Linked DNA regions of Mus musculus: region 1 is linked to region 2. Evidence: chromatin loops called from intact Hi-C (ENCODE). Cell type or tissue: heart. All regions are shown on one strand. Links, peaks and the distances in the headings refer to the core of each region. The heading gives the core; the rest is flanking DNA. Region 1 holds the start of Dusp3 (dual specificity phosphatase 3 (vaccinia virus phosphatase VH1-related)). Region 2 overlaps Hdac5 (histone deacetylase 5).

Region 1 (14,643 bases), core at 2,468-4,967, 240 kb after region 2:
GGAGGAGAAAAGAAAGGCATGATATCCCTTCCCTGCCTGGCACAGGCAGAGGCTCACAAAGGGAGGTTGGGGTGGGACTCTAACTCTCATTCTGCCGTTTGAGCTATGAGCTAAGAAGTCACAGTTCCCTGCGAGGTTTCCCTGAAGGTCTGAAACCATAAGTTTTTCTGGGAAAGCGAAACACTCAAAAGTGTAGTTAGTGTAACCCAGAGCAGTGCCACAGGCTCGCAATACCAGCACTTGGGAAATGGAAGCAGGCAGATGGAATTCAAAGTTATCCTTGGTTATATACTGCAAAGCCAGCCTGGGCTACATGAGACCCGACCTCAAAAAACGAAAGTATGAAGTAAAACAAACAAAACCATAAAGAAAACAAATCTTAATAGGAGACACACTGGGGAGACTGTATTTGCCCCTTTGGCGTTAGGGACCGGGCCATTTTCCCTGGCAACTGGAGAGACGCTTTTTGTGCTCTTTGCTCTCAGTGGAAACTCGCTACTGACACCATGTGGCTCACAGTGAGATGGCAGCTACCCCAGGAACAGCTGTAAAGGAACCTGTGGAGGAAGATTTACCCCCACACTAGCCCAGAGCCCACAGCCCAGGGCGCAGGCCCCCAGTGAGTGCTCAACATCTGTCAATTGCTTCTGCAACCGCTACGCCTGTATGTTCCGCGCTGGGAACTGAACTAAGGTTTTTGTGCATGCTGGGCACCTTGCCAGCCCAGGAACCTCCGCAACCCCTTGAATGTTTCTGGAATCTTTCCAGCAAATTTTTAAAAAAAAGATTTATTTACTTTAAGTATGTGAGTACACTATAGCTGTACAGATGACCCGCTCACTTAGGTCAACTCCACTCGCTCTGGCCCAAAGATTTATTATTATACATAAGTACACTATAGCTGTCTTCAGACGCACCAGAAGAGGGCGTCAGATCTCATTACGGGTGGTTGTGAGCCACCATGTGGTTGCTGGGATTTGAACCCAGGACCTTCGGAAGAGCAGTCAGTGCTCTTAACCCTCTGAGCCATCTTGCCAGCCCTCCAGCAATTCTTAGGAGTTAGATGTTGCATATTCTTTACTGAAGTGCTTGGGACAGAAATGTTTGAGACTTTACGATATAATATATATACTATATGTAGTGAGTGGATCCAAGTCTAAACATGAAATCCATTAATGCGTCACATATAAATATATCCTGAATACAGTTTTGTACAGTAATTTTTAGTGTGCCTGTGTTTTGACTGTCACAGGTCAGGTGTGAGAATTCTCCATTTATATTGTGTTTACACTCAAAAGTTACAGATTCGTAGACACTTCGGGTCTCACAAAATTATAGCTGTTCAAACTGCTTTCCTCCCTTTTAGTCGCCAGCACACAGGCTAAGGTTAAAGTAGTCCCCCAGGGTCAGATGCCAAACCTGGCGACCTATACCTTCAGCCTTTAAAAAGTTCAATGCTGATTCACATCAAACATTAAAAGAAGTGTTCCAGAATAGGGCTCTTTCCTGTAACCTTGGGTAAGGATCCATCTCCTGGGTAGGCAGGTTGTTGGTTCAGCAGTCGTGGGCTGGGAAGATGTGTTCTGACGTGTGTGTTTGGGGTGAATGAATGGATGCCCACTCTGCTGGTGTGCAGCGAGAAGGGTTCACAGCAAACCCCAGGGGTACCCATTATCCTGAAAGAGCGACTCCAGGTGTACCCAGGCGTCCCGCATTGGGTTCAGTAAATGAAGTGCCTGCGCTCCACTGCCTTAGCCAGGGTGAATGAGTACGGATGACACGGGAGTGATGGCATCTCGGCCAGGAACGTGCCCCGGGGTCCTGCGGCGCTTGGCCAGTCGCGCGTGTCCTCTGCGCTGCCTAGCGTGACCGCAGCTTCCCGCACCCAGTGGGCCCGCCTCCGGGGCGGGACGGGGCGGCTCCCGGTTGGGCAGCCCCGCCCCGCTGACCCGGCTTCTCCCCCTCGTTCGCTCCTGCCCTGGCGTGCAGCGCCCCGCCGCCGCCATGTCCAGCTCGTTCGAACTCTCGGTGCAAGATCTCAACGACCTGCTCTCGGATGGCAGCGGCTGCTACAGCCTGCCGAGCCAGCCCTGCAACGAGGTCGTCCCGAGGGTCTACGTGGGCAACGCGTGAGTCTCTGGGAGGGCCAAACCCGTAGCCGCTCCCAGCGGGCCCCGACTACTACTTGGGGGCTGGAGTGGGGTCCATGGGGGGGGGGTGGATCCTGGGCGCGGTCGCCGACCTGAGAGCAAGAGCGGGTGCTGGGGACCAGCCTGGAGTCGACGCCTACTCCCCGCGCATGAAGCGGAGGAGCTGGACTCCGCATGCCCAGAGACGCCCCCCAACCCCCAAAGTGCCTGACCTCAGCCTCTACCAGCTCTGGCTTGGGCTTGGGCGGGGTCAAGGCTACCACGTTCTCTTAACAGGTGGCAGGGCTGTCTCTTGGCCGCGCGTCATGTGACAGCTGCCTAGTTCTGCAGTGAGGTCACCGTGGAATGTCTGCCTTCGTTGCCATGGCAACGGGATGACGTTACAATCTGGGTGTGGAGCTTTTCCTGTCCGTGTCAGGAAATCCAAATACCCTAAAATACCCTAGAAGAGGAAGTAGCTGAGCCAAGGCTTTCCTGGCTTCTCCAGATAAAGTTTGACTTAGATGGAAAAAAACAAAATGATAAAGACCCGAGCCATCTGAAAATTCCTCCTAATTGCACCACTAGGAAATGTGTATATTATTGAGCTCGTATGTGTTCTTATTTTAAAAAGAAAACTTTAGTCATGTTATTAATAAGAATTTCTCAGCAGTGGGAGAGAACCAATATTAACACCAAGATAAAAGTTGGCATGATCCACATTGCAGGAAGATCCACGTTGGGTTTTCATGAATGTGAAGACCCCATTTATTAAAGTCCTAAGCTCTGTTTTTGCACACTAGGAAGCGATGGCCGGGATGGCTGAGGGGCTGTAAGGATCTTTCAATGTCTTACATGTGTGTTTCCTGTCCTGCACCTAGGACCTGCTGCCTAGCCTGCAGCAGAGCCAGAGGGGTTTCACATGATTAGTCTCAGACACTTGGGGGCAGGTTGCATGTACTGCATCGCTTATTTCCATACGGAGCACCTACTATGTGTCAAACACCATATGGTGTTCACTCTTCAGAACGGTGGTGGTCATCATGGTGCATTTGCTGACGGTTGGATTGGTGGTAGAGAGCTGAGATATATGGACGCGCTCTTCAGCATTCTGTCAACGTGGCTGTGCATTCTTGCTCCTGAGCAAGTGGCTAAACAGACTCACAGGGTCAGCCTCCAGCTCAGTCGCTGCATAGTCTTAGGGAACCTCTCCCAGTCCTCCCTACCTCAACTATCCAAGAAGCCAGGGGGCTTGGCGGTCTCAGGAGCCTGCTTGCTGGGGGACAGGTTGTTGAGTTTTATCTGCAGTAGGTTGCCTAGGCATAGTGTCAGGACTGATGGCTGCCTTGGAGAACACATCCTTTGCCCTCTATGCAAATCTGACCTTGACATGGGGGCGCTGCTCAGCTGGGAGGATCAACTGCATACCTAAAGCCAAGCCTAAAGCTTCTTCGTCCACCTGAAACTCCTGGACCAAGGGGCTTCCGGCACATCCTCTCAGGCCAGTGAGGGAGTCTGTGTGAGCTGCACTTTCCAATCTCAGGGCGTGAGAGGCAGAGGGAGGTGGGGGCAGAGCCTTGCAGCTCTTTCCTCCCATCTGGACAGCGCTCTGGCTCAGCAGCCCATATGAGCACAGGCACATCCCCACCCCACCCCCACCTTTCCTGTCCTGCAGAATTTAGGCTCTGTTCACGGGGGGGGGGGGGGGGGCAGTCCTATCCTCTCTTAGGTAGACAGGACTCTGCAGGAGACACTGCTTTGTAAGATACTGCAGTTTAAATTTGGATGTTGTGAGGGGAAAGCGAAGGGCCTCTTTGACCATTCAGTCAAGGTACCTTCTAACTCCCATCGTATTGGGGGGCTACTCTAGTGCTAGACATTGCAGAGAGCCTCAGAACTGTAGTTACCAGTGTGGTAGGATTGATCCTTCAGGGAGCCTGACATGTGACAGTTCCATTCTTCACCCAGTCACCGAACATTTATTCAGTACCTACCCCGTAACAGGCACCGTAGCAGGTACTGAGGGACGGACCACTCAAAGAACTGACAGACCGAAGCCTTGGAATATAAACACCAAAGCATCAGGCTCTGCCAACAGAACACTCTTTAACACTCAGGCCCTTTAACACTCAGGACCCCCACCCCCACCCCAAGCAGTTGGCACTGCTATCCACATTTTACAGAGAGGAAAAACTAGGCACAGGACGATATAAGTGGCTTGCTTAAGCTTGTCTGCATGGTAAATGGCAGGGCTGGATTGAGACCCAGACATTCCAACTCTAGGGTCTATTTTTCTTTTTTCTCGTTGTTCGAATCTGGGTCTTACTGGGTAAACTCAGGCTAGCCTCACACTCATATCCTTCTCCCATGGCTTACGAGTGCTGGGATTCCAGGTGTGTGCTACCATGTCTGACTCCCTATAGCTTGTCTATACCATCCTCACAACATAGGAATTGTGATAGCAGCACACACACCGGAAGGAGCTGGGGAAATCCCACAGAGGGCTCCGCAGGATGACAGGCGAATGCCTACGCAGAAGGTGGGGAAGGGAAGCAGAGGGAACAGCATGGGCGTGGGACCACAAGTCTATTTGGGGAAGCTGCCGGTAACCGTATATGGCTGGGGTGAGGGGAGAGGTCATGAGATGAGGCAGGAAGAGCCACAGCAGGCAGCGGGTACGGGCTCCTTATTGCCAAGAGGCTCGGATCTTCCTCCTCTTCCTCCTTCCGGGGCTGCCTGTTCATTTTCCACCACTGCCTCCCATCCAGGTCTGTGGCTCAGGACATCACCCAGCTGCAGAAACTGGGCATCACCCACGTCCTGAATGCTGCCGAGGGCAGGTCCTTCATGCACGTCAACACCAGTGCTAGCTTCTACGAGGATTCTGGCATCACCTACTTGGGCATCAAGGCCAATGATACGCAGGAGTTCAACCTCAGTGCTTACTTTGAAAGGGCCACAGATTTCATTGACCAGGCGCTGGCCCATAAAAATGGTAAGGAACGTACATTCCGGCACCCATGGAGCGTAAGCCCTCTGGGACCTGCTTCCTCCAAAGAGGCCCCCACTTGAAAAAGGTTCCAGAAAGATCCCAAAATATGCCACCAACTAGGGATTAAGTGTCCTACATGTGAGCCGATGGGGGCCACTGCATATAGTCTGTGCCATAGACATGACAATGGATAATAATATTTCAGACAGAGAGCAGGAGTTAGGTAGCTGTGCTCCTTTCCCTTTAATTGAGTGTGCCCATTTTTTTATTCATGTATGTGTATACATGTGTGTGCACACATGCCATAGGTTGATACTGAACACCGTCTTCAATCGTTCCCCACCCCACCTTATTTTTTGAGGCAGGGTCTCTTCCCTGATCCTGGGGCTCATTGGTTTATCTAGGCTGCTGGCCAGTGAGCTCTGGAGTTCTGCTTTTCTCTACCTCCCTAGCCCTGGGACTGCAGGGGCATGTGCTGGGTCAGGCTTTTATGTCGCGTTGGGGATCTGAACTTAGGTCCCTAGGCCTGAGCACCGTAAAGACTCTGCCACATCCCCAGCCTGTTTGAGCAAGTGAACCATTCCCCAGAATTCCCCCAGTGGGGCTTTCCTACCCTTTTATTGGCTAGGCATTCATGAGTGGTCACCTCGCCAGAGGAATGAGTGGCCACGACTGGCTCAGGGTCAGCAGCCTAGAGATCCTGGGTTAAGTCTTCCTGCCGCTCGCTCCCTGCAGCCGCAGACAGAAAGTAGGGCTGAATGAGAGCTGGCTAGTGGTCAGACAGGACAGAAGGCTGAGAGGGTCACAGGGCAGATGTCAGCAGAGCAGACAGGTTCTCCCTCTGTGGGGGAGGGGTGGCCCACTGCAGGTGTAATTGGCCTTCTTTGTGCTCCATAGAGGCTTCCTGGGTACACAGCAGCTTCCCTGTCCTGGTGATTCCCAAAGAGAACTCCCTACCACTGGACTTACAGAAGTTCTATTGACTGGTGTAACGGTTCAACAGCTTTGGCTCTTGGTGGACGGTGCATACTGCTGTATCAGCTCAAGAGCTCATTCACGAATGAACACACACACACACACACACACACACACACACACACACAAGCTAATTTTGATATGCCTTAACTAGCTCAGTGACTGGGCATTTCTGAACATCCCTGAAGTTAGCACACATTTCCCTCTGGTGTTCCTGGCTTAACACCTTCTAAATCTATATTTTATCTTTGCTGCCCTGTTACCTTCTGAGAAGCCCCTAGGGCCACTTCCCTTCGCACCTACATTGCTGGATGGTTTCTCTCCTGCAGCTCTTAAATCTGATCCCTCTGCCTCTGAGCCATGGGAACAGCCCAATAACTGAGTTAGACATAAAAACGTCTCTAGCCAAAACTTCAGCTAAATTTAGACAATAAATCTTACTGGTTGTGGAATCCTTAAGATTCTTCATGACCTCCTTCACATGGCACGAGTATGAAGCTTTATTACAATTGTTTATTGATCAAACTAACTCATAAAAAGCCAGTTGTCTTTCACCTGCTCAAGGAAGGAACAAAATTCATCCTTAACTGATCTGTGCACCTTGCACAATCCATACGAATATCTTAAGAGTACTAAGATTTTGGTTGTGAGAGTCACATGTTACAGAATGTACAGCTTTGACAAGGTGCATCCTTGGGATGCCGAAGTGACCTGCTGTTCCAGCCCCCTACCTTCTGAGGCTGTTTTGGAAGCAATGCTCTGGAAGCAACTTTAGGAGGTAGGATGCTGGAACAGCGGGTCACTTCAGCATCCCGATGACGAATCCCGTCAAAGCTGTACATTCTGTAACAGACTGGGAAAGCTGCAGACTTTAAGGCCAGGGCCCTATGGTCCCTCTTAATCCCTGTCACACCCAACCCGAGCCCTTCTCCTCCAGCCGTTCTGTGCTTCTCACTCTGGATAGATGGAGAACACGGCCTTGCTAGTTAAAGGAGTGAGGCTTCACCCTTCTCACATGGCAGTGGTTGGTCATCCTCATTCAGGGAACTCTGGGGCATTCTGCCTTTACTTCCTCTTTTTGGACTACAGGGAATATATGCTGACTTGTTTTGACCTTGTGTATGGGGAGACTGGATCTTTGGTCTGGAATGTTTCCTGCTAGTTTTTCCCCATCCTTTGGCAAACCCTATCTATATCTTACCACTAGGCATAGTGGCCCTCGTTCTGGAGCCTGCCTTCAGGCTGGTTCTCGGGGACCATGTCCCTGGTTTCTCCCCAGCATATGGTGTTCACAGTGTTCACTGCGGGTGGTTGCTGAACAAAGCGGGGATTGCATCCCAGAGCTCCGGTGCCTTGTGGGTACACTGCTAAGATAAAATGGATACTGGCCTCTCTCTGACCACTTGCAGAGCTCTGGTGCCTTGTGGGTACACTGCTAAGATAAAATGGATACTGGCCTCTCTCTATCCACTTGCAGGACTCTAGGGAACAGGAATCCATTACTGAGAAAACCAGGGGCTAGGAGCAGGGAGGTAGCTGGGCAGCTGAAGTGCTTGGCGACTAACCAATGAATACCAGAGTTTGGATCTCTAGAATACTCTTAAAATCTGGGTGGGCAGAGTGGCCTGCCTGTAATCCCAGAACTCGGGAGGCGGAGACAGGGAATCATCAGAGCAAACTGGCTAACCAGAATAGCAAAACACTGAGCTCTGGGCTCTGTGAGAGATCCTGCCTTAACATATAAGAGAGAGAATAAAACATTGAAGAAGACAGTAGATGCCAATTTTAAGCCCCCACATGCACATGGACAAGTGTGCGTTTGAACACACATATGCACTCATGTGAACCAGGCATGCACACTCGGGCTTATCACACACATAATTTGAAAGAGAGAGTGAGAGAGGAGAGTGCACATTAGAGTTCACAGGAAAGTGTGAGTGAGCACACCCATGCACACAGACATGTGTGCCAGGGAGTAGGAAAGGAGCCTGGGTTTGTGTATAAGAGGGAGCCATCATGTGTTTCTAAGGAGGGCGTGTGAAGGAGGCGTTGTGTGGGCTGGGACTGGAGCATGGTTGTAACTGAGCATGCTCCCTGTGGGAAACAGGAGGGTGGCCACCCTGCAGAGGGTCCCACTGTCCAGCGGGATCAGTAAAAGCCCCTGCTGAGAACTTTAGGTAATAGCCAGAGAGAGAAAGGTAGGAAAGTGGGGGGACTCCCATCTCTGATGTAGGAGGATCTGGGCAAGTAGAGGTGCGTTTGAGGTAGAAAGAGGGGTGCAGAGGAGATGCTCTTAATTCTGGGTCAGCAGTTTCTTTCCAAATAATGCCTGTGAGGAGGTGTAGGTGGTGGCCATTCACTCACTCAGCAGAGGGATGATGATGCCCGGTGGATGCTGGAAATGGCCGAGCATCAACCCTGGCTCTGGAAGAACTCCATCTTTCAGAAGGAGAGTGGATCTGTGTATGGCCAGCGGGGTCACAGGTGCTTGGGGCCCCTGGGGGACTCCTAGCACTGGGTGATGTTTATCGAGTGCTCTTGTGTGCCAGGCACTGGCCTGGGGCTTTGTTTCTGTCTCTGTTTTGTTTCGTTTTTTGAGACAGACTCTTGCTATGTATCCGTGTCAATCTTGGAATCTCACTGCATAGCCCAGGCTGCGGAGAGAGGGGAGGGCAATAGGCCTTGTAAGCAAGCCACACTTCAGAGACTAGACTCCACCCTGCGAATGATGACAGGTCAGAGCTGAGTTCCGGAAGATTTTTTTTCCAGCTGCCAGGTGGAGTGTGGAGTGGCAGCTAGCGGCAAGGGTAGAGGGCGAGCTCCCTGTGCAGGAGAAATGCAAGCAAGAGATGGCAAGCCAGTGAGTTAAGCATTCTGTGTGGGGAGCAGGTGGATGAAGAGAGAGGCTGGGCTTTCGCCTCTGGGGGGGGGGTGAGGGGTGGGGATGAGGTGAGAGGAGGGCAGCTCCCTGCAGTGTGATGAGATTTTTCCTGACAGTGACCTTTGGCCTCTCCCTCCCCCACTTCCCTTCTTTCCTTTCTTCCCACCATTGCTTTCCTTGTCCTTGAGAAATTCTGAGTTTCCACTTCACTGGTGATGCAGACGGAAACAGAAGCCGTGTGTGTGTGTGTGTGTGTGTGTGTGTGTGTGTGTGTGTGTGTGTGTTTGTGTGTATGTGTGTGTGTGTGTTTGTGTGTATGTGTGTCAGTGGGAATGGCTCATAGTCTGCAGGAAGGTGGGCAGGAAGGAATAAGCTGTAGGCTGAGGCAGTGTGGGATGCAGGGAGAGAGGAGAGGAGGGATACCAGAGAAGGAAATTAAGGGAGCTACAAGAGGGCATTGTTGGGGTGTGTGTGTGTGTGTGTTGTTTATATTTGTATTGGAAATACATTCTTTTAAAAAATACTTATCCATTTATTTATTTTTATGTGCACGTGTGTGTGCCTGCATGAGTTCATGTGTGCCACGTGTGTGCGGGAACCCTTGGAGGCCACAAGGGGGCATCTGATCCCCTGGAACTGGAGTTGGAGGAGGTTGTGAGTCCCCTGACATGTTTGCTGGGAACTGAACCCCGGTCCTATGCAAGAGCAGGAAGTGCAGTTATCTGCTGAGCCATCTCTCCAGTCCTGAAATCCATTCTCTTAAAATACACGTGGCAGAGACATGATGGGATTTACGTATGGATTTAATGTGGCGGTCATTAAGTTCCGGCACAGGCAAGCACCTGTAAAGCCATCACCACAACCGCAACAGTGAATGTGACCATCACCCCCATGTTCTTCATGTCCCCTGTCCCCTCCATCCTCCATTCTCAAGCACCTCTTGCTCTGCCTCTGTCGCTGGAGAACAGTGTGCATCTGCACACTCTTATGTCAGTGAAGTCACACAGCCTGCACCCCTTCCTGGTCTGAGTATTTGGGTTCTGACTCTGCTATCACACACTACTGTACTGCATTCTCTCGCTCTCTTTTTTTAAACATATTTTTATTTGTTTGTGTGTATGCACATGTGCCACATGTGTACAGATACTATGGAGGCCAGAAGAGGCCATGGCCGTCCCTGGAGCTGGAGTTACAGGCAGCGTGTGAGCTGCCTGGTGTGGGTGCTGGGAACCAAACTTGAATCTAAAGCAAGCACTTTTAACTGCTGAGGCAGCTCTCAGTACCCTTCTTCATTTCTCCGCCTGGGTTCCATTGTATGGACACATGTAGCTAGAATATCTTGCTTATCTAATTATGTACATTGTTTTGTGCTAAGAGAGAGTAATGCTCTATAGCCTGAGCTGGCCTCAACCTTGCCATCCTCCTGCCTCAGCCTCCTCCTCCTGAGTGCTAGGATGACAGGCGAGTGGTAACTTACATGGTTTCATGTTTTGTTCAAGACTGAAGGATAACATTCATACAGAGAAGGTCTGGGTCACAAAGTGTGCAGTTCACTGAATGGCACAACCCGTGATCAAGAAACAAAACTCAGGGGCTGGAGAGATGGCACTGACTGCTCTTCCAGAGGTCCGGAGTTCAATTCCCAGCAACCACATGGTGGCTCACAGCCATCTATAACGAGATCTGACGCCCTCTTCTGGTGTGTCTGAAGACAGCTACAGTGTACTCACATAAAATAAATAAATCTTTAAAACACACACACACACACAATTACCACCCCAGAAAGCCCACTCCATGTTCCCTCCCACGTCTCTGCCTACAGTACTCCCAGGTTACCACTGTTCAGGCTTCTAACAACCTGGTTTACTTGGGCCTCTTTTCTGCTCTGTGGAGCCACACATTTGTGTGCCTCATACACGTTCTTTCTAGTAAGTTGCATATTACTCTGCGTTTTTACATGTATTTATTTATTGTAGTTGTGTGTGCGTGTGGGCCCATGCATGGCACAGTGTGTGGGGATGTCAGAGTATTGTGAACAGGGGACAGTTCTTTTCTTCAATCATGTGGGTTCCAGAGGTTGAACTCAGGTCATCACGTGTGGCAGCAAATGCCTTTACCCACTGAGACATCTCCATATTCTTTTTTTTTCCCCTGAGGTGGGGGCTTGTTCCATAGCCCAAACTGGCTTTGCACTTGCAGTTCAAAGTGACTCCCTGTCTCCACCTCTTAGAGTATTGGAATTACGATGTGTACTACCACACCTGACTGGATCATTAATTCTTTGATGGGGGCGGGGAAGCGCACATGCTGCAGGTGAAGGGATGACTGGACTGGACATGAGCGTGGAAGCCAGAGAACAGCTTCAGTCTAATGCTCTCCCAACTGAGCTATTTCGGTTTGCCAGAGAACAACTTACAGAAAGTTCTCAGTGCCATGTGGATTCGGGGTTGGAGTTCAACTCATCAGCTTGACATTGGCTCCTCTACCCACTGAGCCTTCTCACTACTCTCTACCTAGATCATTAATTCTTTTTTAAAAAGACTTATTAGGGGGCTGGAGAGATGGCTCAGCCGTTAAGAGCACCGAATGCCCTTCCAGAGGTCCTGAGTTCAATTCCCAGCATGCCATTGCTGGGCAGTAGGGGGCGCAGGTGTTCAACGTGAGTAGCTGTTGCCAGTTTTCCGCGGTGGAGAACCTCTTGACACCCTGCTGTCCCTGGTCATTCTGGGTGGGTGCATGGTGATATGCTTGTTGTATGGAAGACTTTGACTGTTACAGTGAAGTTGGGCTTCCACAGTTACCACGTCTCCCCTGTTTCTTGCAGGCCGGGTGCTTGTCCATTGCCGCGAGGGCTACAGCCGCTCCCCAACGCTAGTTATCGCCTACCTCATGATGCGGCAGAAGATGGACGTCAAGTCTGCTCTGAGTACTGTGAGGCAGAATCGTGAGATCGGCCCCAACGATGGCTTCCTGGCCCAACTCTGCCAGCTCAATGACAGACTAGCCAAGGAGGGCAAGGTGAAACTCTAGGGTGCCCACAGCCTCTTTTGCAGAGGTCTGACTGGGAGGGCCCTGGCAGCCATGTTTAGGAAACACAGTATACCCACTCCCTGCACCACCAGACACGTGCCCACATCTGTCCCACTCTGGTCCTCGGGGGCCACTCCACCCTTAGGGAGCACATGAAGAAGCTCCCTAAGAAGTTCTGCTCCTTAGCCATCCTTTCCTGTAATTTATGTCTCTCCCTGAGGTGAGGTTCAGGTTTATGTCCCTGTCTGTGGCATAGATACATCTCAGTGACCCAGGGTGGGAGGGCTATCAGGGTGCATGGCCCGGGACACGGGCACTCTTCATGACCCCTCCCCCACCTGGGTTCTTCCTGTGTGGTCCAGAACCACGAGCCTGGTAAAGGAACTATGCAAACACAGGCCCTGACCTCCCCATGTCTGTTCCTGGTCCTCACAGCCCGACACGCCCTGCTGAGGCAGACGAATGACATTAAGTTCTGAAGCAGAGTGGAGATAGATTAGTGACTAGATTTCCAAAAAGAAGGAAAAAAAAGGCTGCATTTTAAAATTATTTCCTTAGAATTAAAGATACTACATAGGGGCCCTTGGGTAAGCAAATCCATTTTTCCCAGAGGCTATCTTGATTCTTTGGAATGTTTAAAGTGTGCCTTGCCAGAGAGCTTACGATCTATATCTGCTGCTTCAGAGCCTTCCCTGAGGATGGCTCTGTTCCTTTGCTTGTTAGAAGAGCGATGCCTTGGGCAGGGTTTCCCCCTTTTCAGAATACAGGGTGTAAAGTCCAGCCTATTACAAACAAACAAACAAACAAACAAACAAAGGACCTCCATTTGGAGAATTGCAAGGATTTTATCCTGAATTATAGTGTTGGTGAGTTCAAGTCATCACGCCAAGTGCTTGCCATCCTGGTTGCTATTCTAAGAATAATTAGGAGGAGGAACCTAGCCAATTGCAGCTCATGTCCGTGGGTGTGTGCACGGGTGCATATGTTGGAAGGGGTGCCTGTCCCCTTGGGGACAGAAGGAAAATGAAAGGCCCCTCTGCTCACCCTGGCCATTTACGGGAGGCTCTGCTGGTTCCACGGTGTCTGTGCAGGATCCTGAAACTGACTCGCTGGACAGAAACGAGACTTGGCGGCACCATGAGAATGGAGAGAGAGAGAGCAAAGAAAGAAACAGCCTTTAAAAGAACTTTCTAAGGGTGGTTTTTGAACCTCGCTGGACCTTGTATGTGTGCACATTTGCCAGAGATTGAACATAATCCTCTTGGGACTTCACGTTCTCATTATTTGTATGTCTCCGGGGTCACGCAGAGCCGTCAGCCACCACCCCAGCACCCGGCACATAGGCGTCTCATAAAAGCCCATTTTATGAGAACCAGAGCTGTTTGAGTACCCCGTGTATAGAGAGAGTTGTTGTCGTGGGGCACCCGGATCCCAGCAGCCTGGTTGCCTGCCTGTAGGATGTCTTACAGGAGTTTGCAGAGAAACCTTCCTTGGAGGGAAAGAAATATCAGGGATTTTTGTTGAATATTTCAAATTCAGCTTTAAGTGTAAGACTCAGCAGTGTTCATGGTTAAGGTAAGGAACATGCCTTTTCCAGAGCTGCTGCAAGAGGCAGGAGAAGCAGACCTGTCTTAGGATGTCACTCCCAGGGTAAAGACCTCTGATCACAGCAGGAGCAGAGCTGTGCAGCCTGGATGGTCATTGTCCCCTATTCTGTGTGACCACAGCAACCCTGGTCACATAGGGCTGGTCATCCTTTTTTTTTTTTTTTTTTTTTTTTTTTGGCCCAGAATGAAGTGACCATAGCCAAGTTGTGTACCTCAGTCTTTAGTTTCCAAGCGGCTCTCTTGCTCAATACAATGTGCATTTCAAAATAACACTGTAGAGTTGACAGAACTGGTTCATGTGTTATGAGAGAGGAAAAGAGAGGAAAGAACAAAACAAAACAAAACACCACAAACCAAAAACATCTGGGCTAGCCAGGCATGATTGCAATGTCTACAGGCCCAGTTCATGAGAGGCAGAGACAGGAAGACCGCCGAAAGGTCAAGGATAGCATGGTCTACGTATCGAGACTCCAGCCAGGGCTACGGTCCCAAGATCCTAGGTTTTGGATTTTGGGCTTTGGTTTTTGAGACAGGGTTTCTCTGTGTAGCCCTGGCTGTCCTGGAACTCGCTCTGTAGACCAGGCTGGCCTCAAACTTAGAGATCTGCCTGACTCTGCCTTTGAGGGCTGGGACGAATGCCACCACTGCCCAACTAAGATTCCATTAAAAAAAAAAAAAGTTCAAGATAATTAAGAGTTGCCAGCTCGTTAAAGCTAAGTAGAAGCAGTCTCAGGCCTGCTGCTTGAGGCTGTTCTTGGCTTGGACCTGAAATCTGCCCCCAACAGTGTCCAAGTGCACATGACTTTGAGCCATCTCCAGAGAAGGAAGTGAAAATTGTGGCTCCCCAGTCGATTGGGACACAGTCTCTCTTTGTCTAGGTAACACATGGTGACACATAGCATTGAACTCTCCACTCTGAGGGTGGGTTTCCCTCCCCCTGCCTCTTCTGGGTTGGTCACCCCATAGGACAGCCACAGGACAGTCACTAGCACCTACTGGAAACCTCTTTGTGGGAACATGAAGAAAGAG
Region 2 (14,643 bases), core at 7,916-10,415:
GACCCTGTCTAATGCCCTCTGTCTCCACCTCCTCCCTCCCCCCTCTTTTTTTTTTTTTTCTAGAAATAGCAGCCTCCTCCATCTGGCTTGTGCAGATGCCTGGAGCTGCGTCTGAGCAGACAGAAATGGGCCGGTTGCAAAAATGAATTTGTCAGCCTGGTGCCTTTTTCCCCCCTCCCCTGTTGTCTTCCCCCTTTCCCTAGTTTGGGGCCCGCACAGCTTCTATCCTCCTGGACTTATGTTGGTTCAGCTTGGAGGGAGGCACAAGGCAGTGGAGGCTCCAAGAGGAGGCTGGGAACAGTCGCCTGCTATGGCTGTAGCTGGGAGGGGTGGAGATGAGAAACTGCTGCTGCCTTCCGATGGGATGTCTGGGCTTTGAGCTTTGCCAGGCAGTGAGTGTTGCGGCTAGCGAAGCCCATCTTGGATGCATAGGATTTGGTACAAACTGCTAGTCCTTGTTCTCTATGATCTGGGGAGTAGCCCCTGACCTGAGAGTGACCCTGGGCTAGGAGCTCAAAACTTGGGCTTGCCTCTCTCAGGCTCCATTGGTATGTTGGCAGTGGGAAGCATGGTAGATCTAGAGGGGAATTTGAAGGGAGCTGTCGGAGGGACAAGATCTGTGTAGGAAGGCGTAGTGATGTGGCCCTCAGGCCATGGTATGGCTCTGGTCACCTTTTCCTGTCTCCCTTTCCTCCCACCCTCTTCTGGAGTTTTTATTGCCGGTGAGTGGTATAAGGCTGCTGTCCTGCCTCCTTTACCTTAGCAGAGCTTGTAGGTGGAGGCTCTGCCCTTCCCCCCACTCTTCCTTGCTGGGATGCCTTGCATGGAGGTAGAAGGTAGGTTCAGACCCTGGAGTAGTCTGGAAAAAGGATGGAGTTGACTATCAAGGGGAGGGGAACAGGACTTTTGGGGGTGCTGACATTGGCACACTGAGTTGTCATCCAAGTGGTGGCTAGTGTAGCAGCTGTACAGCTCCTGGTTCCCAGCTACCCACCCATGTAACAATAGCAGGCCACTTCTGCTGAAGAGGGTGCAAACACCTCAGACTGCCTGCTCTTTCCCTGCCCTGCCCTAGACAAGAAGTTAAGTCTGTTCTGATCGGGCTACGAAGGGCCTTTTTGTTTCCCAGGAAGCCCTGATGGTGGGTCTCGGTTACTTGGATGACCTATGACCTGGGCCTCGGGACTTTGTAGATGCCTTTTGCAGGTGGATGGGGCTGCTGAGTCCCACTCTTTGGGGAGCAGTGGCCCATAAGTACATCCTGAGCCCACTGTGTGAGTTTGCGGAGCTGTTTCTCTTCTCCCCAGTGGAGAAGACCCAGAGAGATACTAGGTGAGGGTAAGGGGGGTGGGGGCTAAGGGAGGAGCTTCATCAGTTTGGGACCCCTCAGGATCTAGTCCTCTTGAGTGGCCTGCTTTGGAGGTTTTTCTCATTAAGTAGATGGGCTGGGCTACTTAGACTTGCTGGCAGTCGTGGGAATTTCTGAACCTGTGTTCCTCAACCCACGGGAAAGGGTGTGAGCTGGACTGGGCGCCAGCTCTGGTGTGGGCCTGGGCTGAGCTGGCCTGCCCACGCGGGCCCTGCCAGGACACCAGCAGCCCCACCTGCTGCATTCCTGAACTTGGTCCCAGACCTGTACAGGTTCTTTTGTCTCTAGTCTCTGTCTCTCAGTCCTGAACCCTGATCTGAATATAATATGCCTTTCTATAGCCCCAGAGTCCAGAGCGGCAGGGAGCCGCAGGCTTGGGGCTCTTGGGTCTTTGTGTGTGTTCCTGTGGCCCTGCCAAGGAAGACTTGGGAGACTTCTGGGCTTCAACTGGACCTCACCCCTCGGAGTCTTTGATAAGAATGGAGGGTTTGCAGAGATTGAATACTACCAGGAGGTAGGGCTCTCTGGGAGAAAGTTTGTTATCAAAGTAAAGGGAGGTAGATGCTATGATACAGGACTGGCTGCTTGGAGCTGGAGAACAGAGTTAGGGCTTTGATGTTGGCAGTTCTGGTCACTTCCTGACACTTGCTCTCATAGGGCTCTGGAGAGCCTGGCTTCTTTTGGAAGCAAATGAATGAGATTATGTCTGGGTGGATCAGGGGCTCTTTAGGGTCCAGGTGGGTGCTGCCTAGTGCCTTAAGGCTTGAAGATGAACTGTAGGGCTAGGGTGGGGACTCTGGCCAACCCACATTCTTTTACTCCACTGACTTTGGTTAGTATTGGGCCTTTTGTTGCCTTTGTGTAAACGAGGGAAAGGTGTTCCTTATTTTGGTAGACTTAGGATGTGTCGGCCATTGCTTGACTGGCTGGATTTCACAGTTCCTTCCACAGAGCCCAATCTGAACAACACACAAAGCCTTGGGTCAGGGCCCAGAAAACTCCAGCACACTTCTAGAGAGTGCTGGATCTGTTTGACTTTCCTAATTCATGAAACGCACTCCTGTGCCCTGACTCACTGTGGTGCTGGAAAGACAAAGCATATGTTTCCAGTGATAGGTGGAAAGGGCTCGCGACACAGAGAGAAGATGCCAGGCCTGTGAGTCCCAGGGACACTGGGCTGGCTGTCAGTCTGAACTTCAGCCAGGGACCCCAGGTCAGTTCAGCCTTTTCCCAATGCCACAAATGTGGCCAGCCTGTAGGTGCACCTGGCACCGGGCACTGATATCTGCAGAGACCACGATAGCCATTTCCTGTCCCTGGGGCACCACCAATTAGGACAAGAAGAAATAAGAGTCTGGTCCAATGCTGTTTCCTCTGTGCCCTTGGCAGGTGGCCCTCCCTCTCTTCCCTGGTACGAGATGCTCGATCGCTCCAAAATTGTCTCTCAGAGTCCCGAGTTTCAGACCGGGACCGCTAACCCTGCTCCGTCTCTCCCCAGGGATGCCGTTCTGAGTGCCTGACTGCCTCGCCCCGCCCCGAAGGATGGCCTTGGATGGGCATTAGAGGCACTGCGGCCCTGGGCTCGGGCTCCTGTCCCGTCCGTCTGTCTGTTATCGTCTGTCTCTCTTGACATCACAGCAGCTCCGCCCCCTCCCGTCCCAGCCCCCAACGTCAGCTTCCTGCAGGCCCAGAGCCGGCATGAACTCTCCCAACGAGTCGGGTAAGAGCTGGGATGTTGGAGAGGAGCCTCTTGGGGCAGTTTTGAATGCAGTGGGCTGTGTGGGTTTCCCGCCCAGGCCAGCTGACTGCCAGTGTCTGAGATGTCGGGATTGAAGGGGTCAGGAGTGGAGAATGTCACAGCATCAAAAATCTTCCCGGAAAAACAAATGAAAAAACAGAGGCCAACTGTGAGACAGACCTGGGAATCCACGGCTCTGGGAGAGCCTGGGTCTCCCTCAGCCCCATGCCTGCCCTTGGGTACCTGAGATGGAGGTGTGACTTTCCCTGGGTAGCCTGGGACAGTGTTGGAAGCGTTTTCCTGGAGACAGCTCGTGCTACTTCTCGTGGTGATGGCTTTTTCCTGTGCTGTACCTTTTTCCTGGTGGAGCTTTAAAGAGCCCAATGCCTTAGGCTATACAGTGTAGGGATAGGAGTGGGGTTATGTGTTTGTAGAAGAGTCTTGGCTCTTTGCTGAGTGTAAGGAGATGACCTTCTTCCTCTTGGTGGATTCTTGTGTTGGGGGTCTTTGACTCCCATTTCCCATTCCTTTCTGCTAGGACCTTGCTGGGTGCTGCCAGGAATAGTCTGTGGGTGGGACACAAGGTAGCTCTGTTTGGGTGTGTCCCGACGAGTGTGCCTATGAGGGTGTGTCCAAATGACTTGAGCCGGACCCTCAGGAGTTCCCCAGAAGGTCGCAAGTTAGCATGGTCGGAGTAATCGCTGTCTCTTGCCCCTAGCTGTCTCCTTGTAAACAGTCTGAGATGGTCAGTGCCTCTCCTGCTGTATCCCGCCCAACCCTAGCCCTTCCCAGCACTGCCTGGTCCTGTATCTTTTTCTGCAAGCATGGTTAGATGGATATTTTCTAGAGAAAAGAAGGATGAGGGGATTGGATAAGAACTGAGCTGCAAGAAGCAGGGAGGGACCCAGCCCCACACTGGGGAGAGCCGTTCCCCAGCTGTCTTCTCACTGCTTTTGTATTTCCCACTGGGGTCTTCCTGCCCTCGCCTTCATTCAAACCCCTAAGGGTCGCACCAGGTGGGCTCTGGAGCTCTGGCTTCCTGTCTCATCCTCTGGTCATCAAAGGGACAGGAAGAGGCCTGATGACTATCCATCGGTCCCTCAGCTCTGCTCTTCTATCAGACAGGCAGAGGCTGCCCAGGGACATCTGTTGGTAGCTTGGGGAGGACATTTCCCAGCTATAGGGGTTCTTGCTCTTGCAGCGAGTTTCTAGGGCTGTGTTCTAGTCACTGATGGTCCAGGTTCTCCTCGTAACCATCCTGCCTGAGCTGGGTGGGAGCGGGCTGTAGCTGGAGATCTCTGCTAGCTTGGCAGCTTCTGAGCTCTGGTAGGATAGGTATTCTTGGTGACCTGTCTCTTGGCTGGCTTTCCAGCTGCCCCCAGCAGGGGGAGATGCTGTCTTTTCCGTGTATGGGAGGGAGAAAGAGAGAGGGGCACAGGATATAGAACTATATTTTAAGACTGTTGAGTCTTGTGCCGAGAGGTGACCTGCTGTGGATCTTCCCTTAGTTTTTTTCTACAGCTCCGGGGCTGGTTATTCTAGTGGGGTCCAGCTGCCCTGTGGCATGGAGACAACCGGTCTGCACACAGCTTTTACTCTTTGAAGGGGCTCAGCATCTGTTCTCCAAGTTCAGCTGGCATCTGGGTTGGGGCTTCCTCCGATGCCCTGAAGCCTGGAAGAAGCTGGAATTCCACAATAATAAAGTGACTTTGTTTTCAGAGCACATAGGTGTCCACAGCAAAGTGGACACCTTGCAGAAGGCCCTAAGAAAGATTGGGAGCCCCAGGACAGGTTACAGACAGGAGGGGGTGACGAGTATGACCGATCTCTCCCCACATCCTGGCTCATTCGGTCCTCCCTTCTTAGGGCATACAGCCGCAGGGCAAGCACAGCAGGGCACTTTCTCTCTCTTCCCTGGTTCCTCTCAGCATAAGAACAACTTTTTCTTTTTTTTTTTTTTTTGAGGCTGGCCTGTGGTGGACCAAAAGACAGGAAATGGTCCATCCCTTCAGTCGTAGCCAAAAAGTCAGCATGCAAGTTCCTGCTAAGGTGTGGCAGGTGGAGACGGAGCAGTTAGCTTCTGGGCCCACCACTTTGGCCAGTGGGCATTCTCTCTTTATATCTCTGGGCTGGGCTACATGCTAGTACTTGACCTGTCTACCTCTCTGGCCATCTGAGGAACTCTGCTCCCTGGAAGAGGCCAGTCTGTTTCCCTCTACCTTTTTCTTTAGGCGGGGTGGGGGTGGGGTGGGGTGCAAATGGGGTGAGGGGTTCTTTATTTTTTCTGGAGCCAGTCCTGTGTGTACGTTCCCCAGCATGGGGTTAATGATGGCTAGGATTTGTAGCAGCTTTGACTTGGAAGAGCCTCCCTGGGACCTAGGACCTCAACTGCCCTGGTTGTACCCTGTTCTCAGGGCCATGGCTTAGAGAAGGACAGGAATGTGGCCTGCCACGTGATCCCATCTAGATGTTTGTTGGTGGGGCCCTGGAGAAGGCATCTAGGTTCCTTCTGCCCTGCGTGGGAGGAAGATGAACCGCATGATAGCACCTGTCTGCCCAGCACCTCCTAGCGCCCTCTATACTTTCTCTCCTTTCCTTTCCCAGGAGGGAGGGCGACTGCCCCCTCCCTTTGGGGTGACCAGAGAAACTGGGGCATGGGTGTGGGGTGGAGCCAGGAACCTTGGCGTCCTGTCTCCCTGCCTCAGGCTCTGCTACCGAGCCCCTGGGAGGGCAGGCAGCCAGCCAGCGGAGGAGAAAGTGGGTCAGCGCTGGCCCGGGCAGGGGTCTGGGGGGGAAGACCCTTGGTCTCCTTTGTCTATAGGTGCCTTGGCTGATTGGAGTCTGCTTTCTCTTCCTCTGCTCAGCTTCCTTCCAGAGGGATTGGAGGCTCAGGACTGGCTGGTGAGGAGAGGCAGTATCAACCCAGAGAGGAAGTAGAAGATGACAAAGTGGGTGTCTATAGTCTTCCTACAGTTGGGTTTAAATGAGAAGATTCAGCCAGTAGCTAACTGTGGACCTGGGTCGTGGTGGTGTCTCGGCCATACTGACAGGTCCCAGTGTGATCAGGCTCAAAGGAAAGAACTGCAGGGGAGTAGGGTTGATGCTTGCTGGGCACCTCCTAGTCCAGGGTCTCTGGACCTTGGGCAGAAGACTTCTCTTCCCTTTTGGTAAGGGCTCCAAGCCAGCCTTTGGGCCCAGGAAATGAGATTGGGCAGAGCTGGAGGAGGCACCATTGGGCTCTTCCTTCTGCTCCAGCTTCAGAGGATTTGGAGGCCGGGGTGTAGCCTTAGAGTCGGGAGCAGAGGCACTGCTGGGAGAACAGAGCTGGTTCTGTAGCCCAAGCTGGGCTTCAACTTGCTGGTGCTGGTTCTGGATGTGTCTCGTGGACTACACCCTCAGTGAGCACTCTGGGAGATTTATAGGGTGGGACTCGGGAGCCAGGGATGGGAAGGGATGGGAAAGTAGGCAGGAGAAGGGGGCGCTATAGTAGGAAAGCCTGAGGCTAGACATTAGGAAGACCTCATTACATCATTTGCATCTTGGAAGAAGAGAGAGGCTTGTCCTTGCTCCCCCTAGACCTATCCCAGCACGTTTCCTCAGAGCTTTTTGGGAATTGCGTTGAAGATGGAGACTTGTCTTGGGAAAGAGTAGAAGTCATGATAGCGCCAGTTGTTCTCACTGAGCCCTGGCCTTTGAGTGCCTGTGTCCTCAAAAGAATTGTGAGGAATCCTCTTTACCAAGTTTAATAGCTTAAACCTGTAGTCTCAGCAGCGGAAAGGCTGAGTCAGGAGAATAGTTGTGTGTTCAAGGCTAGCCTTGGCTACAGAATAGGACTCTGTCTCAAAACAACAACAACAAAAAAGGGAGACCTCTTTTGACATCAGGCTAATCTAGGGTCTCAGGCGCTTTGCTTTCAATTTGTCCTAGCTGCTCTTCTCCCCTGAGCAGGTCTTCCTTGACTCTCTTCTGGGCCTGGGGCAGGTAAGAGTGTGCCAGGACAGGGCTAGCCAGCCCTTCTGGTTGTTCCCAGCGTGGGTGGGTGGAGCCTCGTCTGGGAGGGGCCGCTGCCCACGGCCTTCTGGGCTCCCTTGTGTCTGGCTGGGACTGTCACTGGTAGAGCCTCTGGTCTTCCCTTCTCTTCTTGAGAGACCTAGTTGATCTGGATGCAGCTGGAGGAGGGACGGTAGACAGGCAATGGTTTCCAGTACCAAGCTCCTAGATTGCACAGGTCTTCTGCCTTTCCATCTAGAATCTGTCTTGGCTGTAGCTTTAGCCTCCTCCCACTTTAGTTCCTGGTCTACCACTGGGGAACAAATCCCCGAACCCCAGCATCGGCTGCATCTCACCATGCTTGGGAAAGCTTGCCTCTACCACCACCACCCTTGTGTGTGTTTTCCAACCTGAGGGAGGAGGCCCCGGTGGAGTCCTGGCAGAAACTTGGAAGATGAGTTTCTGGAGTCACAGCCACCATGTCCTTGGTTGGACTGCTTCTCCCAGGCTCCTGACAGGAGGGTGAGGTCATCCAGTCCAGAGAGAGGACAGGTGTCCCTGGCTCTGTGCCTGGAGTGGGGGGCAAGGAGGGGCCAGGAGGGGTCCAAAATAGTAACTGTGACGTCACGAAAGGGGGAGGAGCCTACAGACCCAGGAATAACCGGTCTATTAAAAGGCTGCAGTGAGGTCAGGGGGCCAAGTGGGATCTCTCTATCAGTGGGAGGCACAACTCGGGAAGAAGGGGGGTCAACAGTAGGTGACACTGGCAGTGGCACCAGTTTTGATGGTACAGTGACCCCCATGGCCCAGGAAGGTGGAGAGCTGAGGCTACTCTGCCAGGCCAGGGTGCTAACAGCTGCTGGAGGGCCTCCAACCCCAAGTCTTCCTGTTTGGGCGCTGGAGGTCCTGTACCTGGGGCAGATGTGCATAGTCTGCCCATGAGTTATGGTGGTCAGTGCTTCAGACCTCTGGTCCCTATCACGTGAGCAGCTCTGTGAGGAGAGTGACTTCCGTCTCGCTGTACTGTACCTCGGTTTCCCCATCTTGGCCTCTTGCTGGTGGTCGTTGTTAGCACGAAGGCAATGTTTGCGGCTTGTGGTGCCCTCAGCTGGGGACGCTGCCAGGAAAGCATTGATTGAGCCGAGAATGGGCAGGTGCTGTCCAGTCCCCTGCCTGGGCTGGGCAGAGCCAACCCAGAAAAATCTCTCTGGTCCCTGGGAAGAGGCCGAGTGCCAGAGGGAGCACTGCAGAATGGGTGGGAGAGCTGCCACCCCACTGCTATTTAGGGTCTCCCTGATAGTAAAAGGCATCTCCCAGCTCTGTGGGAAGGCAGAAGTTACACAAACTCCACAGGCTGTAAGGAGGAGGTGCGAGGTTAGACCAGGTGGTTGGGTGTCTGTCACCTCTCCCTAGTCTTTCTGATTCCTGTCCTCGCTCTGCACAGAAAGGGGGAAGAGAGAAGATCCAGGCTGGCTGCTTGGTGTCCAGTCCGTTGTTTGCCCCCAGCAGTGGCCAAAGCTGACCCCAGATGCATGGGTCCTCTGCCTGCACCCTTCTCTAGTCCAGCCACTGGCCACCCAGGTCTGTGGCCTTGGCCCTGAGTGCAGGCCTCCCTTGCCCCCCTCCCCCTTGACTGGCGCTTCCTCCTGGGGTGGAACGCGCCTCCCCCCATGGGGCCTCCGCCAGGCCTGGGCTCCTGGCAGCCAGCCGGCGGCTCCCTGAGCATGCTCCACCTATTTATAGACAGGGCCCTCCCCCAACTGCTATTTCAGTCTCCTGCCAGCTGCCGGCGGCTCATTCGGGGAGGAGGAGCAGGGAGCCAAGCCCAGAGCTGTCACCGGTGGCTCTGGGAGGGAACACAGAGAGAGCCTGCCTGCCCACTGAGCTCCCCTTCCTGTCCCCTGAGCACCCAGCCATAGCCCAACTCCTGGAACCTTTGGACAGACTTTGGTCCACGCTCCTGGAGCGGAGAGCAGGCCCTTCAGCCTCATTAGCCTCCCTGCGTCTGCTGCCTCCGGAGCGCGCCCAGGCCGGATGAGGTGCCTCCTTGCCTCGTGGGTCCCAGCGGCAGTGGCCTGAGGGAGTCCTTGAGCAGCCAGCTGGCCCCGCTGACCACCTTTTCCCTCACCGGCTTCCGCCTCGGGCGGCCCCTCCCTGGCATGCTGCTGGTGCCCAAGGCACAGGGGCTTGTGGAGATGCTGCAGACCATCTATGAGACCGAGTCCTGTTTCTCAGCAGATGGCATGTCAGGCCGGGAACCATCCTTGGAAATCCTGCCACGGACTCCTCTGCACAGCATCCCTGTGGCAGGTAAGTGGCTGCGTGTCCCCACCTGCCCTCAGCTCTTGGGCATCCTGGCGCCTGGTTTGAGCACCTCACTGTGAGTCTTCCTCCATCGGGGTCCTGCTTCAGCCTTTGAGGGTTTTGTTGAACATCCGTGGACTGGAAGAGCTGTGCTTCTAAGGCAGCCTCCCTTCCTTCCTTGCCCAGGGCTGTCCTTTCACGGTGCCTCCTAGCCACCCTCCGCCTCATCCCTCCAGTGCCTCTGCCTTCAGCAGGGTCAGCCTCAGCTGCTAGGGGCTAGGGCTTCCTAGAGGATTCTGGCCTAGTTGGACCATGGTCAGAGGGGGAGGAAGTGGGTCAGTGACCTGTCTCAGGCTGCCTGCTCTCCCCACAATTGAGCAGAGGAAGAAGTTGTGCCTGGAGTACCTGCAGGAGTCAGAATCCGAGCCTCTGTGGCTTGCTTTGACCTGGTAGTGACTTTGGCAAGTTTTTGGTCAGGAGGCTTCTGAGAATGGACTCTTAGGAAGAGCCTTGTTGGGATAGGGTTGAGCAGAGACTAGCAGCTGGGGTGTTTAAGGATTTTGGCTTAGTTCCTAGTTACCTCCTAGCTCTTCCTTCCCTGGGCTGTGGTTTCTTCCCACTTTCTGAGGATAAGGGATGTGTTATTTTGACCACAGGTGGGCTTAAAGACCTCCCCCCCTAACCTCAGCTCGAGGATTCCTAGACCTGCCCACCTTCCCTGGGGGAGCTTTTTATTGATCCTTGGTAGGGGGTGGGGTCCCCCCAGAGCTGGCCACTCCTTCTGTCACTCCCAGGAACCTGTTGCCACCAGGCTGGCACCACAAGATGCTTCCTCCAGGGAGGGGCCTGCTGGACCCATGCCTGCTTGGTCCCTCCTGGCAGTGGCTGGCTTGGTACTTTCGAGAGAGAGAATATGTGTGTGTGTGTGTGTGTGTGTGTGTGTGTGTGTGTGTGTGTGTGCGCGCGCGCTAGAGTTCTTGACTCTGGATACATGGGTGTGGATCTGAAGGTTTCAATTAGAAGGTGGAAGCTGTATCTCTCTCTGGTGGGTACCTGTGATTTGGCTCTCTGCTGTCCAGGGCTAAGACTTGAGTAGGATTGCGCCGAGTCAGAAGAATGTTTTGGGAAGGTTTGGAAAATCCTTGGAACGTGATTTGCTGTCAGCTCGGACGTGGATAGGGATGTCCGTTCAATATCCTAGGATAGGGCATAGTCGTGGAGACCAGCCCTGCAGTGTGCTTACCAAATCCCTGGGATGGAGCCCAAAAGGCTGCTGCTTGCTCAGGACTAATGGAGCTATAGCCCCTGTCCTCAACCCTCAGTGGCTTCTGCATATTCACGTGGTCTCCTGGGAGGTTAAGGAATGTCTGAGGAGCATCGCCTAGGGTGGCTTCTAGCTGGTCACCCACTCTGCACTGAGCTGCCAGTTGGCCCCAAGTTCCCTCTTGTTTACTCTTCTTTGGTTCAGACCCTAGAAACCCTGAAAGTTTGGGACCGTGTTCTTCTATCCCTGGATATACCCCAGCCAATCCTTCTCTCTAGATCTCCAACTCCCCCCCCCCCCCCCTTCCAACCTGGCCTTCTGAGTGTGGCGCAGTCCCTGCTGGCAGGAGGGAGGTGTGAGTCACCCTAGCAGCTCAGGGAGAGGGCTAAGAATGTTCCCCTGAACAGTTCTGATGCCGTGTCTGTGACGCGGCTGGGGACAGATATAGGCCTGGAGCTTGGCTGCCTTTTTTTTTTTTTTTTTTTTTTTGGACTCTGGAATGTAAATAGTCGTTTCAAATAGAAACACTTTAACCTTTGGGTTAAAAAAAAAATCCTCCCTAGATAAACATGGCCATGAGGGCCCAGAAGCCTGGTGTTTCCCTGCAGTCCCTTTTCCCTTCACCACACACCCTCTCCCTCCAATTTCTTGAGCAGTCTCCAGACGAGAGACAGAAGCCTACAGCTGACAAAGCCGGTTTCCAGGGGTGCTTTCTCGGATGGTGTTGCTGGTGTCCCAGCCCAAGGGGCCTTCCAAGATCCTGCCTCTCTGTCCCTTGTAGCAGCAGGTCCTGGGAACTCTTACTTAGGGACAGCTTTTGCTTCCTCTGCTGTCTGTCTTGTTGGCTGCTAATACCCCCCCCCCACCACCACCACACACACACCTAGCACTGTGGGTGGTACTTAGATGAATGAGTGTTGGATGAGGAGGTGGAGGGCCCGCCTTCTGGCAGGATGCCTGGGTGCTATTCTAGGGCTTGACCTGGTGGCTGGATAGAGACAGCTACAGTGAGCACCTAAGGGTGAGTGAGCCGGAGAGGGAGAGAGAGACACTCACTCGGCTCTTCTTGCTCAAGGAAGGGGAAAGGGGCCGATTTCCCCTTCCACTGTGGATGGCTCGTGGTGTCTCTGTCTAGTTACCCTGTGACTGCCCAGTGTGCAGCGGGCACCTCCATATACTAGGCTCGGCCCTAGCTTGAGGATCCTGTGATCTTTCCACTGTGGGGTTCCCAGTGGTTGCAGAGTGGGGCTCCGATGTCCCCTTGTACATTTCTGGTTGAGCCGAGGCCTTGGATCCTGGGGGAAAGAATGGCTGAGGAGGCTTCTCTCCCAGCCGAGGGAGGCCAAGTCTGGTTTGTGCCAGGAAGGATGCTCTGGATGTTGGGAAGTCCCACGGGGTTCAGGTTTGCAGCCGGGGCTTTCCCTGCCTGTTCCTATTTAGGCTCCTGAGGCCATTCCGAGCATGGCTGTGCGTCAGGAATGTGTAGGTGTGGGGATGCCAGGAAGATAGGAAGGGCAGGACTTGAGTGGAACTAATATTGTAATCCACGAGGCGACAGGGATACCCGGGACTTTCCTTACTGGTATCTTTTAGGAAGGGATGTTACTACCCTCGTCCCATAGTGGAGAAGGGTTAGAGATGTGAAAGAATTTACCCAGAGCACAGAATAAGTAGACGCTTAGATTTGAACTCAGGTCTGTCTGTGTGGGGCCATTGTTAACCTACACAAAAGCTTTCTCTCACATTTCTTTAAAAACAGTCCTTTGTCTGGGTGGGTGTGTCCTCAGAGCTAGTGTCTATGGCTTAGCAACCAGAGCATGGGCTGGTCAAACTCCAGTTTGTCCCTTCAGTTGGGTACCCATCTGCAGTACCCAACTTGTACAACCTTATGTGGGAGGCCCACCTATACCTCCAAAATCTGTACTCCTAGAGAATAGGGCTCATTCTTGCCCCACTCCTGGGGTGTCTAGGAGTAGTCTTCCCCCACAAATACTTGAAACTACTTGGCCAATTATCTCTCTCCCTGAAGGCGATTTGGCTCAAAAGAAGATGAGCCTAAGAACAGAGGCAGACAGCCTCTCCTGCCCCCATGGCCTGCTACCTCATCTTGTTTTTGAGACCCTCAGCTGTCCCTTCCCCTCTGCACAGCTGCCAGACAGGAAGTCAGATTAACCGTGTCCACACACAGCTGTAACAGCTGTCAGATTGTCAACAGGAATGAGTGCAGGCAGTCCAGGGACTGGGAGACAGTGGTTCTCTGGCTTTGAAATGGCAACAGAATTGCCAAGGAGATGTGGTCTAAGGCAGGTTCCGAGTCTGCAGGACCTCTGGGGGAAGCAACATTTAAACTCCTCCTTTGGCAGTTCTGATGTACAGCCTGTTAGAGTCTGGGCTGCCTCTCGTGTTTCGTGGAAGGCCCTGGTGGGAGAAGGGTCTATGCAGAGGGCAGGCGGGCGGCTGTTATCTTAGACAGGCAAATAAATACAACTCCTGGCAGCCTGGCAGTCTGGAGAGAGGATGTTTTGAGATGCCAGGAGCAGGTGTCTAAACTCATAGGGGGATAATGGCAAGCAGCCAGGCGGACAGGGTGCCTTGCTGGACAGTGAAGCCCGGGCTGTGCTTGGAGAATGGAAGCAAGATCGGCCCTGGGGCCCTTGCCACCCCCACTCCCACCCCCACCCCCAGGTAGGAGCAATAACTGCAGGTTTTGCATGGTTACTGTGCCCTTTAATTGCCTGCAGCTTTTGTGCCCAGGCATTCTTGGGATGGTGGGGAGGTGGGAATCTTCTAGATAGCCACCTTGGATCAGCACTGATTCCAGGGACACCTTGTGGCCCCTACCTGGATTCTGCGTCCCTGTCTTTCAGTCTCAGCCCACCTCTAGCTTTCCAAGCTCCTCCCTGCCACTTGTCCCCCTCTCCCTTCCACCTTCGGGCTCTGGTATGCTGGTACCACCCAGGTGCCTTCATTTAGGTTGTCGGACCCTCAGGGCTCCTTGTCGCATCTCTCTCTCTATATTTGGTGCCAGCCTCCAGGGTTTCCCCTTTTGCTTTGTAGGGAGCGGGGCAGAGAGAGCCAGGAGAGTTTAGATTAAGCACTGGCTCCTCTGCCTCCTTTTCAGGTGACCTTGGACAAGCTCCCTCTGTGGCCTCACTTTCTCCTCCTGCAGCTGGGGCCGTTGAGTTGCTGAGCTCCTGGGCCTTTTCCTTACTGACATTCTGAGGGTCTCTGAGGTCAGTCTCACATTGCTTCTGTCTTGCTGGAGGAAGGGCTGAGGGTCTCCCAGCACCTTGCCCCAGGAGGATAGAGACTAGCTTTGGGCAGAGGTGTTACCTAGAGTGGGGGACAGTGAGGTCAGGGATGGGAAAGTATCAGACCGCTCAGAGCTGGGGGCCTGGAGAGCAGGGACCAGGGCTTGTGCTTATTTGTTCCAGGTGATTTGGGGGAGGGATGAAAGGGACCCCACTGCTGAGATTTGAGCTGCAAAAAGCAGGCAGTGAAGCCAGGGAGCTGGCCTTCGAGCATAGAGCTGAGAGGACGCCACTCCCAGAACCTCTCTCTTTCAGTGGAACCTAGCTGCTGGTCACGGTACACTCTGCAGGAAAGGCTCTGATGGTACAGGTGCACAGAGTGACCTTCAGACAACATGAATGACAGTTAAGGCCTCACTGTGGCAGGAGTCTGAGCCTAGCATCCACAGAGCTTAAGCAATCTGTGAAGTTGGCCTTACATAATCCTAAACATTTGATTTTGTGTGCTTTTACTTTTGGTTAAACCAACAAGCTCGCTTGCTTCTTTCTTTCTTTCTTTCTTTCTTTCTTTCTTTCTTTCTTTCTTTCTCTCTCTCTCTCTCTCTCTCTCTCTCTCTCTCTCTCTTCCTCTTTTTCTCTTTCTCTTTTCTTTCCTTCTTTCCTTCTTTCTCTCTTTTCTTTTCTTCTTTCTTCCTTCCTTCCTTCCTTCCTTCCTTCCTTCCTTCCT

Evidence for each region. Hi-C counts contacts between places; a loop is a spot of excess contacts. Peaks named below come from ENCODE experiments on the same cell type or tissue, not always from the same donor. Only the 100,000 strongest peaks of a DNase experiment are listed, where the experiment ranks them.
Region 1: it touches region 2 in a loop (3-fold over the local background); 1 of 42 quality-filtered maps calls a loop at or near these places.

The regions. Positions count from the first base shown.
Region 1 is chr11:101,972,098-101,986,740 of GRCm38, reverse strand. Dusp3 (dual specificity phosphatase 3 (vaccinia virus phosphatase VH1-related)) reads left to right here and starts at 1,950. Exons shown (of 3, transcript NM_028207.3): 1 at 1,950-2,129; 2 at 4,898-5,124; 3 at 11,802-14,643. The coding sequence starts at 2,005. The coding sequence ends at 12,007. In heart, for the core only: a CTCF peak has its summit at 3,540; DNase peaks (open chromatin) are centred at 2,510, 3,020, 3,620, 4,710 and 1 weaker place; H3K4me3 peaks cover 2,262 bases; H3K27ac peaks cover 2,295 bases.
Region 2 is chr11:102,213,180-102,227,822 of GRCm38, reverse strand. Hdac5 (histone deacetylase 5) reads left to right here. Exons shown (of 27, transcript NM_010412.3): 2 at 2,868-3,089; 3 at 9,336-9,407. The coding sequence starts at 3,068. Among named protein-coding and RNA genes, the nearest start is that of Mir8101, 9.6 kb to the left of the region's middle. In heart, for the core only: a CTCF peak has its summit at 8,872; DNase peaks (open chromatin) are centred at 8,832, 9,582 and 10,122; H3K4me3 peaks cover 2,500 bases; H3K27ac peaks cover 2,500 bases.